Regions from separate parts of the Homo sapiens genome. Here region 2 is linked to region 1. The links are chromatin contacts, found by Hi-C or POLR2A ChIA-PET in ENCODE. All regions are on one chromosome and are shown on one strand. The core of a region is the stretch at or near the end of the contact, and the rest is flanking DNA. Distances in the headings are between cores, read along the strand shown. Region 1 holds the start of NFATC2 (nuclear factor of activated T cells 2). Region 2 overlaps NFATC2 (nuclear factor of activated T cells 2).

Evidence for each region. A loop is a pair of places that touch in the nucleus more often than their neighbours do. ChIA-PET counts read pairs that join two places held with the same protein, here RNA polymerase II (POLR2A). Pooled maps may share reads with other maps.
Region 2: a map of B cell shows a loop between it and region 1 (5-fold over the local background). The contact joins the enhancer-like site here to the promoter of NFATC2 in region 1. A Hi-C loop is called at or near these places in 15 of 168 maps with a recorded cell type or tissue (B cell, CD4-positive, alpha-beta T cell, CD4-positive, alpha-beta memory T cell and 6 more), 35 of 37 single-sample maps with no recorded cell type and 20 of 50 pooled maps. POLR2A ChIA-PET finds 5 or more read pairs at or near these places in 23 of 52 experiments (CD4-positive, alpha-beta T cell, CD4-positive, alpha-beta memory T cell, CD8-positive, alpha-beta T cell and 14 more).

What each region holds. Positions count from the first base shown.
Region 1 is chr20:51,540,021-51,546,574 of GRCh38, reverse strand. NFATC2 (nuclear factor of activated T cells 2) reads left to right here and starts at 3,856. Exons shown (of 11, transcript NM_012340.5): 1 at 3,856-4,205. The coding sequence starts at 4,076. RefSeq lists silencers at 3,842-4,001, 4,012-4,121 and an enhancer at 4,886-5,555.
Region 2 is chr20:51,400,982-51,407,535 of GRCh38, reverse strand. The region is part of intron 9 of NFATC2 (nuclear factor of activated T cells 2); the gene reads left to right. Among named protein-coding and RNA genes, the nearest start is that of MIR3194, 49 kb to the left of the region's middle. RefSeq lists an enhancer at 2,490-2,649. Within about 2 kb of position 2,720, at least 6 of the 41 ENCODE cell types and tissues checked have a DNase peak (open chromatin) inside an H3K27ac peak, as active enhancers do; they include B cell, CD4-positive, alpha-beta T cell, CD8-positive, alpha-beta T cell and 2 more, where a contact is called at or near this core.

The DNA of each region.
Region 1 (6,554 bases), core at 2,607-5,106:
AAAACTCAGAGGCCAGGGTGTCCAAAGGAGGTCAGACACAGGATAGAGAGAAAGTTGACAGCGATGCCCTGTGAAGATCACCATCCCACCTCCATCCCTCCACCTCCCAGAGTCACTCTCGATGCATAAAGCTCATGCATTCTGCTCCTGGACCTTGTTCCTAAGAGCACAGATTATTTATTTTTGAATTGAAAATATGCCTTTCCCCCAGCCCAAACTCCCACCCTTCAAGGTAACCTTTAGGGAAGAAGACCCTTTTACTCCCCACTGTCCAGCAGAAACTCTTTTATGGGTTGGCACCTAGTCTGAAGCACTTCCTTTTAAAGAACTCTGACTACAATAGTCCAGACTCCAAATCCTAGAAGCTTTGAAAATATATCCACTGTTCAGAGGGACAACAAAGGCAGTTAGACTGTCCTGAACGGTCCTGCCTCAGGCTGAAATTTTTGTAGCACTTGATCAGTTGCAAAGTGATCTTCCCTTTAATATCTCATTTTATCATTGGGTATCTGAAGAGGAAGTGGAATTGGGGTAAGAATTTAGGTTCTTGCCATAGCATTTGGGTGGCCAGGGTAAGCCTCAGGGTGGAGGACCCTTAAAGAAAACTCTAAGGATTTTAAGGAGAGTCAAACTCTACATTCATCCAGGCAAACATCTACTCTTCCATTGATTAATGGATCCACTCATCCGTGCAACACATTCACTCTTTCATCCATCCATTCATCCATCTATCCTCCATCAATCCATCCATGTATCTTTCATTCATCCATTTATCCATTTATCCTCCATCCATCCGTCCATCCACCCTCCATCCACTCCTCCATCCATCATCCATCCATTCTTCCATCCATCCCCTATCCATCCATCCACCCATCTATTCATCCATCCACCCATCTTCCATCCATGCATCCATCTTCCATTCACCCATCCATCAATCCATCCCCTATCCATCCATCCACCCATCTATTCATCCATCCATCCATCTTCCATCCATGCATCCATCTTCCATTCACCCATCCATCAATCCATCTACTTATCCATCCTCCATTTATCCACACATCCATTGCACATAAAGCTGCGAATGAGGTGGTCATAGCCCCTGCCTTAGTGGATCTCAGGCTAGTTAGTGGAGATAAAATTCTCTGATTGGCGCAGTCTGGGTCATTCATCCACTTCGTTGCTTGGGGAAGGTGGGGCAGCTGGGTTGATAGCTCTACCAAGATTATGTTTAGAGTAGTTTCCCCAAGGAACACACTGGGGTGCTGTTATGAGAAGAAGGGAGGAATTATTCTGGGTAGGCACAATCAACAAATGTCCACTAGATTTAGTGGCACTTAATAATTATGGGATGGAGGGACGAGAAAGGATGTGGGGAGGCATTCCTAGCTTTTCTCCTTTTCTAAATCACAGGGGAAGCCTGGTTTTCTTGTTTATTGGCCAAAATTTCATCATCTGGACCTTGGGTCCCTGTCATAAGGACCCAGAAGAATCCATCTCTTTCTAGATACCTGTCTATAAGTATCCTAGCTGGGGTCTTCACTCTTCCTTCCTCCACCTAAATGCATCAGCTGCCCCCAAGATGCTTGTTGGATACACATGGCACAGAAGTGCTTATAGTTAGGAAACAAAGGCTGGAATTTCTTTATGCTCTGACAACCAGGAGGTGCTGCCCAAGACTCTGAAATGATTCCTGAGCCAGCCCCCAGGCCCCTGCAGTAGAGTTTGAGTCTAAACCAAAGTGGTTCTCATCTCTGGCCACACATTGGAAGCATCTGGTGAGCTTTTACAAAATACTGATGCCTAAGTCCCAACCCCAAACATTCTGATCAAATCGATGTCTGGTGGTGCTCAGGTCGTTGAATACAAATTTTAACAGCTCTCCAGGTGATTCTAATGTGTAGTCTGGGTTAAGAACCACTGGTCTGAGTGCAATTTTGAAAACCCCGTTCATAACTGTGCTACTTTGCTTTCAGGGCATAAGCATGATGAAGGGAGAGGCTGTGGCTTGTTGATGGTTGCATCCCCAACATCTTGTGGCAGTGCCAGGCAGGTGCTCAATAAATATTTGTGGAATGATGGATGGCTTGGCACAAATCCCCTTAATGGAGCTGAGATGGCTCCCCTGAAGAATGCGTGTCCTCAATTCCTCCTGGCACATGGGGAAGGATTCGAATCACTTGAGGTCAAGCTGTGGTTCTCACGAGGATCTTAAGACCTCTCCCGTCTAATCTTCTCATCCTCAACACTGGCTGCACCTTAGATTCATCTGAAGTTTAAAAAAATTTTCAGGCCGGGCGTGGTGGCTCACACCTGTAATCCCAGCACTTGGGGAGGCCGAGGCGGGTGGATCACGAGGTCAGGAGATCAAGACCTTCCTGGCTAACACAGTGAAACCCCATCTCTACTAAAAATACAAAAAAGTAGCCAGGCATGGTGGCTGGCGCCTGTAGTCCCAGCTACTCGGGAGGCTGAGGCAGGAGAATGGCGTGAACCCAGAAGGCAGAGCTTGCAATGAGCCAAGATCGCGCCACTGCACTCCAGCCTGGGCGACAGAGCGAGACTCCGTCTCCAAAAAAAAAAAAAAAAAAAAAAAAAAAAATTAGGAATTCTGCTTCAGTGGGTTTGGATTGCAGCCCAGCACGGGAGTTTAAAAAGGTGTCCCAGGTGATTCTAATATGTGGGAAGGGTTGAAGACCACTGTTTTGATCTTTTCTACCTCTGTGAGTCTGTTTCCAACTTCAGCTAAGTTGGTGGAGCCCCCTGGCAGAGTTTTATTGGAGGGTGTTCTTTAGTTACTGGGTCCTTATGCAGTGTTTGCCAAATGTACCTGTTCATTAATGCTCACGTTGGGTGCTTAATTAAAAATACACATTCACGAGTCTGTATTCAGACTTATGGAATCAGAAGCTCCAGGGAGGGGCCTGGGAATCATGCTTTAAACAAGCAGCCAGGCGTGTTTGTCACTTGCCAACCGCCCCATCAGAACTGTACTCCTCGTTCTCCCTCCAGCACACCCAGCCCCTTCGAGCTCTGGCTCTGTGTTTTGGTTCTCACTGCCAGAACACACTTCCCCAAGATCGCCTCATCAATCAGGTTTCTTCAAATGTCACCTCCTCAGAGAGGTCCTCCTTGACCACCCAAGGGACTAAAGCCACCCCAACCTTTATCCCATACCCTGGTGAGTTCTCTCCTGGCCCCATAAGCAGATGCTTTTTGTCCTGTTTCTCTCCTTCAGGCCTCTCCCACTACCAGAGCCTGAGCTTCCGAGGGCAACAGTGTCTGGCTCCGGCTGGGTGCCCAGCACCTGGCACGTGGTAGGTGGCCAGGAGGCATAGCTGTAACGGGGGGGACTAGTGCTGTCAGTCCGATTCCTTCCTAGGCGCTGGGGAGTTGAGTTCAGGGCCATGCAGGTGTCTGAAGTACTGTGAAAATCATGCCGCCCCCGTGGGCACACGGAGACGCCTGGAGACACGGGTCTGCAATAGAAGGGGGTGGATACCCCCTTCCACCCCATGGAGAAGAAAAGCAGGAAAAAGTGTGGGGCCAGTGGGTCCCTTAGGGCAAAAGTCCTAGTGGCGGCAGCTTTCTTGTCTAGACCCTGGTTCGCGCAGCGCGTGTCGCACTCACCCGTGGAGGGTGGGAGACAGCGGCCGCCCCAGCGCCCAGCGGTGGCCCGGGACAGTGTGGTCAGGTCCGCGGACAGCCTCCTTCCTCCCGGCACCGGCCAGCCCAGGCCGCGCGCCCCTCCCCTCCGGTCCCCTGGTGGCGGCCCCGCCCCCGCCGGCCTGGCCGCCCTGTCCCCGCCTCCACGCCCCCCCCCCCCCCGCCTCCCCGGGCTGCAACAGGTGCCTCCGGAGCAGGAAGCTCGCGCCGCCGTCGCCGCCGCCGCTCAGCTTCCCCGGGCGCGTCCAGGACCCGCTGCGCCAGGCGCGCCGTCCCCGGACCCGGCGTGCGTCCCTACGAGGAAAGGGACCCCGCCGCTCGAGCCGCCTCCGCCAGCCCCACTGCGAGGGGTCCCAGAGCCAGCCGCGCCCGCCCTCGCCCCCGGCCCCGCAGCCTTCCCGCCCTGCGCGCCATGAACGCCCCCGAGCGGCAGCCCCAACCCGACGGCGGGGACGCCCCAGGCCACGAGCCTGGGGGCAGCCCCCAAGACGAGCTTGACTTCTCCATCCTCTTCGACTATGAGTATTTGAATCCGAACGAAGGTCGGTGGAGGCTACCCCTGGCCTGGCCCCTGAGCCCGCCAGGGGCTCAGGCCTGGGGACTGGGCACAGGAGTCCTCTTGGCTCCAGCCGTCCCCCTTCCTAAGGGGCCTGGAGGGAGGGTGCCCCTACCCAGGTGCCAGGGAGGGGAGGCGTCAGTGGCCCCTGCCACCCTTAGGGGGCGGTCGGCTCCCTCTTGCCCCTTAGGGGCACCAGTTTCTGGTTGCTCATGACTGCTCCCTGAGGGTCACTCTCAGCAAAACAAAAGGTGGCAGGCAGGTCCCAAGGCTGGGGGGCGGGTGCTGTCTGCTGGCCTCTTGCCTGGGACTGGGCTGTCAAAGGGCAAGGGACATGATTTCTGTGCCTTTGGAGGGAGGAGGTGAGGAAGCGAAGAATGGAGTTAGCAGGGAGGAGTTGCCAAAAAAAGAAGGAAGGGGGGTGCAGCTGAACCCAGTTATCAAGGGTAGGAGGCCGCTCCTTCCCTCCAGGCACTGAAGTGAGGCCACGCAGCTCCCATCACCTCCTGTGAGCAGTGGTTGACGGGGACTTTGTGTTGAAACTGAGGAAGAGGTTGTCTGTCTGATGCTGGAGAGGGTTAAAACCTTTGGTATTATAAGGCCGGCCCATTTCCTCCCTGGGTTCTGCTGCTGAACCCATCACTTACCACTCACAAGAGGATTGGTCTGAGCTATATTAAGTGATCTTCTACGCTTAGTCCTAATGGATGTGGTGGGATGGGGTAGGGTGAGGGGCAGCTGCAGCATGGATTCAGAAGGACACAGGCTCTTTCTGCCTGAACTTTGTCACTCTGTGCCTCCAACTGCCCTCAGTTGCTGGGGGCTGGGGACTTCCCCGGGCTGGGCCCAATGCTTATCTGTCACTTCACGTGTTTAACAGGAGCATTCGTTAGAGGGAGGAGGAGGAGGAGGGGGAAGCGGCCACACGCCCAACCTCACTGTGTATTTCTGGTTAGCAGGTTGTCTTGGAAAAAACAAAAAACCCAACCAGGCTTCCTGATTTTGACAGCCCAGCCCAGCCCAGCCAATGCTTGTTGAAGGCTCAGTGGCAGGCCTGTTAGTAGCTTCCAGACGCACTCTGGGCTTGCCTCCATCTAGTGTGTAGGAAGGGCTTGTGCTGACTGGCTCGTGGAGGAAGCCTGTCAAGGAGGCTTGGTGGCCTGATGTTTCCCACAAACACTGTGTTAGGCAGATAATGAAGTTTTCGCTTCCATCGGTGTCCTCTCTGGCCACGTTAGGTGAGGGGTTTGCTTTAGCTTTGGGTATCCTCTTCCCTTGGATACCCAGAGATGGTCATTAGTAATAATTTTGTGTCTTGGCTGGAGATGGAAACAATTAGCCAACAGAAGAGACCAGTCTTCTAGAGTTGCAATCTGGAGGACATCTTTTGCTTTGAAAAGATACAATTAAGAATCTGCAAACGATCCGCACTAATATCCGTGGTCTTTCTGTTCATTAAGATTAAAGTCATGTTTTTCAGGGAACGAATACTCACACCCCTCCCAGATTGGTAATCAGCTTTTATTTTCCTTGTCGGGTGGGGTGGGGGGATTTCCGGGGAAATAGTTTCCAAGCCAAATCTGAAGGGAGGTACTTTTTATGGTTTTTCTTGGCAAGTGCTGCTTGGTGGCCACCAGATGGGTATCTAAATGACCACAATGAAAGCCCTGGAATCTGTTTTCTCAAAAAAAAAAAAACAAAAAAAAAACTTCAGTTTTTGGAACAGTTTCAGATTTACAGAAAAGTTGCAAAGATAGCACAGAGAGTTCCCATATACCCAATACCCTGTTTCCCCGTGTTATTAATGTTTTACATTAGTATGGTGCATTTATTGTAACCAACAAACCAATATTGACACATTATTAACTGAGGTTTATGCCTTATTCAGATTGGGAATGTTTTATGTGACCTTCACTGTTTTGAGGAGTGTTGGTTGTATTGTAGACTGTCCCTTCATTAGACTAGGGCTCTAGGTTTTCGGGAGGAAGCCCACAAAGATAAAGCTCCCTTCTCATCACATCGTATCAAGAGTATGTACTATCCAGCCAGGCGTGGTGGCTCACGCCTGTAATCCCAACACTTTGGGAGGCTGAGGCGGGCGGATCACCTGAGGTCAGGAGGTCAAGACCAGCCTGGCCAACATGGTGAAACCCCAACTCTACTAAAAATACACAAATTAGCCAGGCATGGTGGAAGGCACTGTAATTCCAGAAACTCAGGAGGATGACGCAGGAGAATTGCTTGAACCCAGTAGGCAGAAGTTGCAGTGAGGCAGGTGGCACCATTGCACTCCAGCCTGGGTGACAAGAGTGAGACTCTGTCTCAAAAAACAACA
Region 2 (6,554 bases), core at 1,471-3,970, 140 kb after region 1:
TGAGGACTACAGCACCCGATGTCCACAAGATGAAGTCAGCACTGGGTTGCCAATACCCGGAAGCCATAGTCGGTTCATTTATTTGTCCATTCTTTCGCTAAATCATTCATTCATCCAACAGCCGTTTATTGCTCACTGCTGGGGCTAACACAGTGAAGAGGCTCAAAGTCCCGGCCCTCCTACAGCTTGCAGTTTGAAAATATAAATGATAAAACTGGGGGTGCCAAGTGTTCTGTTGGAAGAGAAAAGCAGGCTGGGGGACAGGGCATGATGGGGTGGCACGGAGGCCTGCTTGCCGTTCCAGTAAGGGGAGCACCTCAGGGGAGGTGGCATTTGAGAAGAGGTCTTATCAAGAGAGCCCTCCAAACGTCTAAGGCAAGAGCAGCAGTCCAAGTAGAGAGAACAGCAGGTGTCTAAGGCAAGAGCAGGAGTCCAGGTAGAGCGAACAGCAGGTGCAAAGGCCCTGGGGCGTGAGCAGGCTTGACGTGAATAGCGTATACTAAGGAAGACTGTGGACTAGGGGAGAGTGAGGGAGAGAAGCAGATCATCTTCAGTCTTAAAGGCCAAGTGGGATCCCTGGGTCCTGACAGTGGGTGGGTGCTGGCAGGCAGCTAGGGAGAGTCAATCAAGATGGAATTCCGACGAGGCGGCCAGCAAGTGGTCATAACACCCAGGCTTCTGCTGTGGAAGCCACTGACTCCTGTCACCCTTGGAGGTGACCTGAATTTCCCTTTCAGACAGGCGCCGCTATGGAGCTAAGATGTCACACCCTCTCTAGAGAGGATGGCTTACGTGGGCTGCAGATGCCCCCAGGCCCCAAGCCAGAGTCAGACTGATACCACAGGAAGGCCTGGGCTCTGTGAGGTCTAGAAACCCCGGTTGCTGGTGGGTTTGTGGGAATTGAGCCTACGTTTTCCCCTTCTGCTGGAGAACATTGCCAATGGAAGCAAGCCGGGGCGCCTCCAGTCATTCCTCTGCGCAGCCCAGGCCTTGGCTTTAACTCTTGTAATACACCAGCACCATTTCACCTTTTAGATGTGTACCGGGCTTGGCATAGTGGTCCCGAGGGGGCCAAGCCGCTCTTTGCTTCTTAAATCTCAGTATCTGCTCCCCGCCACAGGTTACCCAAAGCTAACAACGATGCCAACACTGTCACCCCCATTTTTCTTTGTGTACCATGTGGGTGATTTCTACTGCCCAACCCTGATAAAAGCTAGGGTCTCCCAAGGACCAGTGTTTGTGCTGAGCTGCATTCAGAGAAGCGTATTCTTGTTGCCAGGTGGTAAGTGAAAACGAATTTCTATCTACAAGTAGCCTGAGCCACACTGCTCTGCCACATAATAGCTGCAGAGCCTGGGTTTGTTACTCTTTCGGAGACTTGGTTTCTTCAGCTGTGTAATGGGGGCAGTCAATACCTACTTCATGGGATGACCGTGAGGATTAACAACATATATATGTAGGCTGGGTGTGGTGGCTCACACCTGTCATCCCAGCACTTTGGGAGGCCAAGGCCAGCGGATCACCTGAGGTCAGGAGTTTGAGACCAGCCTGGCCAACATGGTGAAATCCTGTCTCTACTAAAAATGCAAAGTTTAGCCGGGCATGGTGGCGGACACCTGTAATCCCAACTACTCAGGAGGCTGAGGCAGGAGAATCGCTTGAACCTGGGAGGCGGAGGTTGCTGTGCTCTGGGAGACAGTTGAAAGCCAGACCTGATCGGAAAAATTCTGGGCAAGTCCTATCAATTAGGAGGTGGTAGTTATTCTTTCGCCCAATCATTCCTCCTTGAGATTTTTACTGAGCACCTACTATGTGCTGGGCTCTGTCCTAGGTGCTGGGGATACAGCAGTAGATGAGAGAGATGAGGTCTGTGCCTTAATGAGGGTATTACCAACCAGTGAGAGGTTGGTGTTAAAATGTCACGGGTTTCAAGATACGGGGTTCTGTGATCTGATTCATGCTACTCCCTCCCAAAACACCAGGGCCACAGGAGCCATGCACAGCTGAAAGGCAGTGCCTATGAAAGCTTGCCTATCTGATGCCAAGCTTCTACGAACATGGCACATGCAAACAGACCTGCTGGTGAGGCACGGTGAGATGACACGTGTGAGGTCATGGCGCCTGCACACCCACAGTTCCCTGGGAACTCGAGGTGAATGTGTTTGCCTGCCTCACATCTTCCTGAGTGGTGTCTCCAGTCCCGAAGAGCAGCCTCTGGTACTGCTCTGTTGGCCTCGCGTTGCATGTGGATCTGGGGTTTGAAAGGCATCATTGAAGTCTAGTGGTGGAGGGTGGGTTGGGGGAGGACTAGGAGGATGTCTTACGGTCCCTGGAAGCTAATTTGGGGGGCATGTCCTGTCTGGTGTTGCTTGGCTGGCGTCTGATGCATTTCTCTTCCAGGAGCTCAACTCGAAGCAGGTGGCTCCTCTTGCCATCTTGGGGCTTGGTGCCTTCCTGGCCACAAACTGATCTGCCAGTGACATGCTCTCCTCCCAGTGAGCCCCTTTTACTAGAAACCAGAGTCTCAGAATCACCATGTCTACTCATCCCAAGAGCTGGGGACAGTTTGGCACGTGGTGTGGCATCTTTCTCGTAAGCCCCAAGGTCTTGCTCATAAAATGGCTGGTGGCAGGGTGCTTGTGAGTCTGCTGTCTGGGCTGGTTTCCGGAGGCCTCTGGTTTGCAGAGAGCGTCAGTGACTCACGCTGCTCTGCAGGTCGCCGGCCCAAAGCTGTCTGCGCACACTAGGGCGCAGTGAGGCCTGGGAGGGGCCCCTCTCAGCAGGATGTGAAAATGCATCTCTGAGAGCATGGCTGATCTCAGCCCTGCCCATTCTGAAAATGCAGAAATAGCTTCAAAGGTGAAAGTGCTTTGGTGGAAGAGGGTGGACTGGCCATCATCAATTCAGTCTGTTAACAAGCATCCTCTGTGTGAGGGCTGAGACACACTGCTGCTGCTAATAGAAAGAGCTGCTACTTTTGGTTATTTCTTAGCTTGGCATAGTGCCATATATATGCATTCCCATATTACAGATGAGAAAAACTGAGACTCGAGGACTTAAAAGATTGGCTCTGATTCCCAAAACAAGTAATGTGGTACAGAGTTCTTATGATGTGCCTTGCATGTTTGAAGAACTTTGCATGCATTGACTCAGATTCTCTCTAAAAGCCTTAGAAGCTGGGAATAGTTTTTGCCCACCTTTAACAGAGGAGGCACAGAAAGGGTTAGGATTTGCCTCAAGTTCTATGAAAGGATGTGGCAGAGCTGGGATTTGGACCCCAGCTGTCTGTGTGTCCCTGGGACTCTGACCCCAGGGTGTGAGCCCCTCGCCAGGACAGCTGAGAAAGGGAGGAGCTGTTGGCTGCAAGAAACAGAGATTTGGGCCTGATCATGGGCAGACAAGCAGGATTCAGATGCAGAGGAAAAAGAGGGCCTCCTAGGCATCAGCCAAGCGACACAAAGGTGTGGCGGTGGGGATATCAGGGTCTGCTCCTTGTTCAACCCCTGCCACGGACCAGCCATGGGATGCTGGACCTAAAATAGAGGGATGTCTGCTTACCTGAACCTCGATGACTTCACTGGCCAGATGCCTACCTCGTGAGCATAGACCGAGACTTTGGAGAGGAATGTACTTTGGGGACTGTGTCAGTCAGCTCGGGCCACATAACAAAATATCATAGACTTAGTGGCTTAAACAACAGAAATTTATCTTCTCACAATTCTAGAGGCTAGCAATCCAAGACCAGGATTCTGGAGAATCCTGTCAAGATCAGGTTCTGGAGAGGACCTGCTTAGGTCCTGGCTTGCAGACAGTCACCTTTTCTCCCATTGTGTTCTCCTGTGAGACAATGAGACTGACCTCTGGTGGCCCTTCTTCTTAGGCCACTAATTCCATCACGAGGGCCCCACCTTCATGACTGCACCAAGTCCTAATTATCTCCCAAAGGCCCCATCTCCAAATACCATCACAGAGTGGTTTAGGGCTTCAATATAGGAATTTGGCTGGTGTGGTGGGGGCATAACTTAGTGTGTAGCAGGGACTGTATAGGTGAAAGGTTTGATCAAGGGGTGAATCAGGAGTGAAGGTTCTGTCTGCCTGTTCTGGGAACTACTGTCTTTTAGGAACACCTGGTGCAGTGTCACCCATGAATACAGTCCTTGCTGGTCACTCCAGGTGGCCTTTGAGATGATAGCAGTACGTGCAAGGGCCACGCATGTGGATCTCACTTGGAGAAATTTAAGACAGAGCCTGGTCCCTACTCAGATCTTGAGAAATTTCTTTGCAGGAAGCCTAGTGGCTTCTCTTGCCTGTGAATCTGGAAGGTATGGAGGGAGTATGGTTGACATCTCTTATGGGAAATCCAAGACTTAAAATACAAAAGATAGATCCAAAGGTTTGTGGAAGAAACTGTGACATGGCCAGGGATGCCTCTGCTTCCAGGACGTGCGCTTGAGTTGGGCTTCGGGAGAATGTGGATGTGTTGGGGGGAGGTGTGTCCCATGTTGGGCCTGTGCTGTGAGCTGGTCCTGGCATATGTGGGTAAACATAGAATGATCTGGAAGGTGAACTTATGGGAGGGCGAGATGGAGACTGGACTGGAAATTCAATAAATATCCAGTGAATTCTTTCTAAGAATCAGGGGCCATGTTGGTATTTGAAGAAATATCTTTATGAAGCCAGGCCAGGGGTTTTGCCCCTTCTCCCAGAAGAGGGGGAGGTTTTGCATGATTCTGTGACATGAGCAAAGCAAGTTAGGGTGGAAATCTTTCTTACTGCTCCCACCTGCTAATCCACCTGGGAGTGTCTGACCTGCTTACAATTCCATCTCTCTTGGATAAGCAAAGAGGCATATACTCAAATGTCTTAAAAGAAATGTTTGGTTAATTCCTCTAACCCCCAGAGGGGGTTTATGGTATATGTCTTCCCCAAAACTCAGGTATTTATTTTATTATCTCATTTGTGATCACAGGCTGATTTGTGGGTTTGAATTACTGTTTGTTTCCTATGTCTCAATTCAATATAGTAACAAGTGCTTTTCTTTTGCCTTTTTTTTTTTCCAAAGGCAGCAAGTTATTTTGCAGGGCTTGTGCTGTTGGCTGATGTTTCTTAGCAGAGGGTTGGGGCCGAGGTGGTGATGAACTGGCTGAAGGACAAGGAAGTAAACTGTGGTTTGTTTAGAATGCTTTCCTGCCTGTGGTTGCTACTTTAGAAGCCGTGTGGTTGCTTGATAGGAGAGGTGCAGCTTAGTTGCATGTAATCAGAAGAAATTCTGCTGAATTGGAGAATAGAAATGGGCAGTTCAGGTCTGAGTTTACACAGTTGGTTAGTCCTTCCTTGTCGGGCAGCTTAGTTGAGAAAGTCACCAATTGTTTCTCCGTAGATTGTAAGTTGATGTGCAATCATTGCAAAAAAGCAGACAATGGAGATGATGGTAGCATATTCTACACTGGCTAGGAGGGGACATCTGACTTGCATTGTAGAAACACAAAACTGGACGTCCCTTAGACCAGTGCCTGATTCCCATTGGTTCCACCACGGAGATGCACGCAGGGTTTCCCTTAAATTCCATCCCATTCAAACGTGCATGCCTGTGAGCTCAGAAGTCTGGGAAGCTAGTTGTATATTTGTCAAGGAGACAGATTCTTGGGTCTGTACTTTTGTCTGTAATGGCTATTTGTTGACACCTTGTGTTTTTATGAAAATTATCACCATTGATTAAGCTCATCAGTGAACCACTTCTAATTTACATCTTAAATTATCACCTAGTCCATAGGATCAGTGGGATGACTCACCAGTTTATGCCTGGGGTAAAAATGCAAGGCCACTGTATAGGTCTTAGGCTGTAACCTTGTATTAGGTTGGCGCAAAAGTAATTGTGGTTTTTGAGGTACCCCTGTGTCTTTGGGAGGATTTGTAGATGACACTTAGGGACCATGTAGTAAGTCTAAATACTGCCTTTTCTCTTGACGTCCGCATCTCCATATTACTGACAACTGACCAGCACATTCACGTGGATCAATGGACTTACCTCCCATTTAAATATGTAGGGAAACAGAATGGTATCCTTGGTTATTGGAATGGCCTCTTTTAGACTGGTCTTTGTCTCTTTCTCTTCCATCTTCTTTAGGGGACCATATTGTGGGCTTAATAAACACATGCCAATGAGCCAGCTATAGCATCTCATTTATTTTTATTTTTTTGAGACAGTCTTGCTCTGTTGCCTAGGTTGGGGTACAGTGGCACCATCTCAGCTCACTGCAACCTCCGCCTCCCAGGTAGCTGAGGTTACAGGCACCTGCCGTCACACCCAGCTAATTTTTGTATTTTTAGTAGAGACGGGGTTTCACCATATTGGCCGGGCTGGTCTTAAACTCCTGACCTCAAGTGATCCACCCACTTCGGCCTCCCAACGTTCTGGGATTACAGGCATGAGCCACTGTGCCTGGCCTATAGCATCTCATTTAATCCTCAGTGACTTTGCCAAGGAAGTGTTCTCATCCCCATCTCGTGGCTGGGGAGACTGAGGCAGAGGCACTGTTGAAGTGCTTATGTTC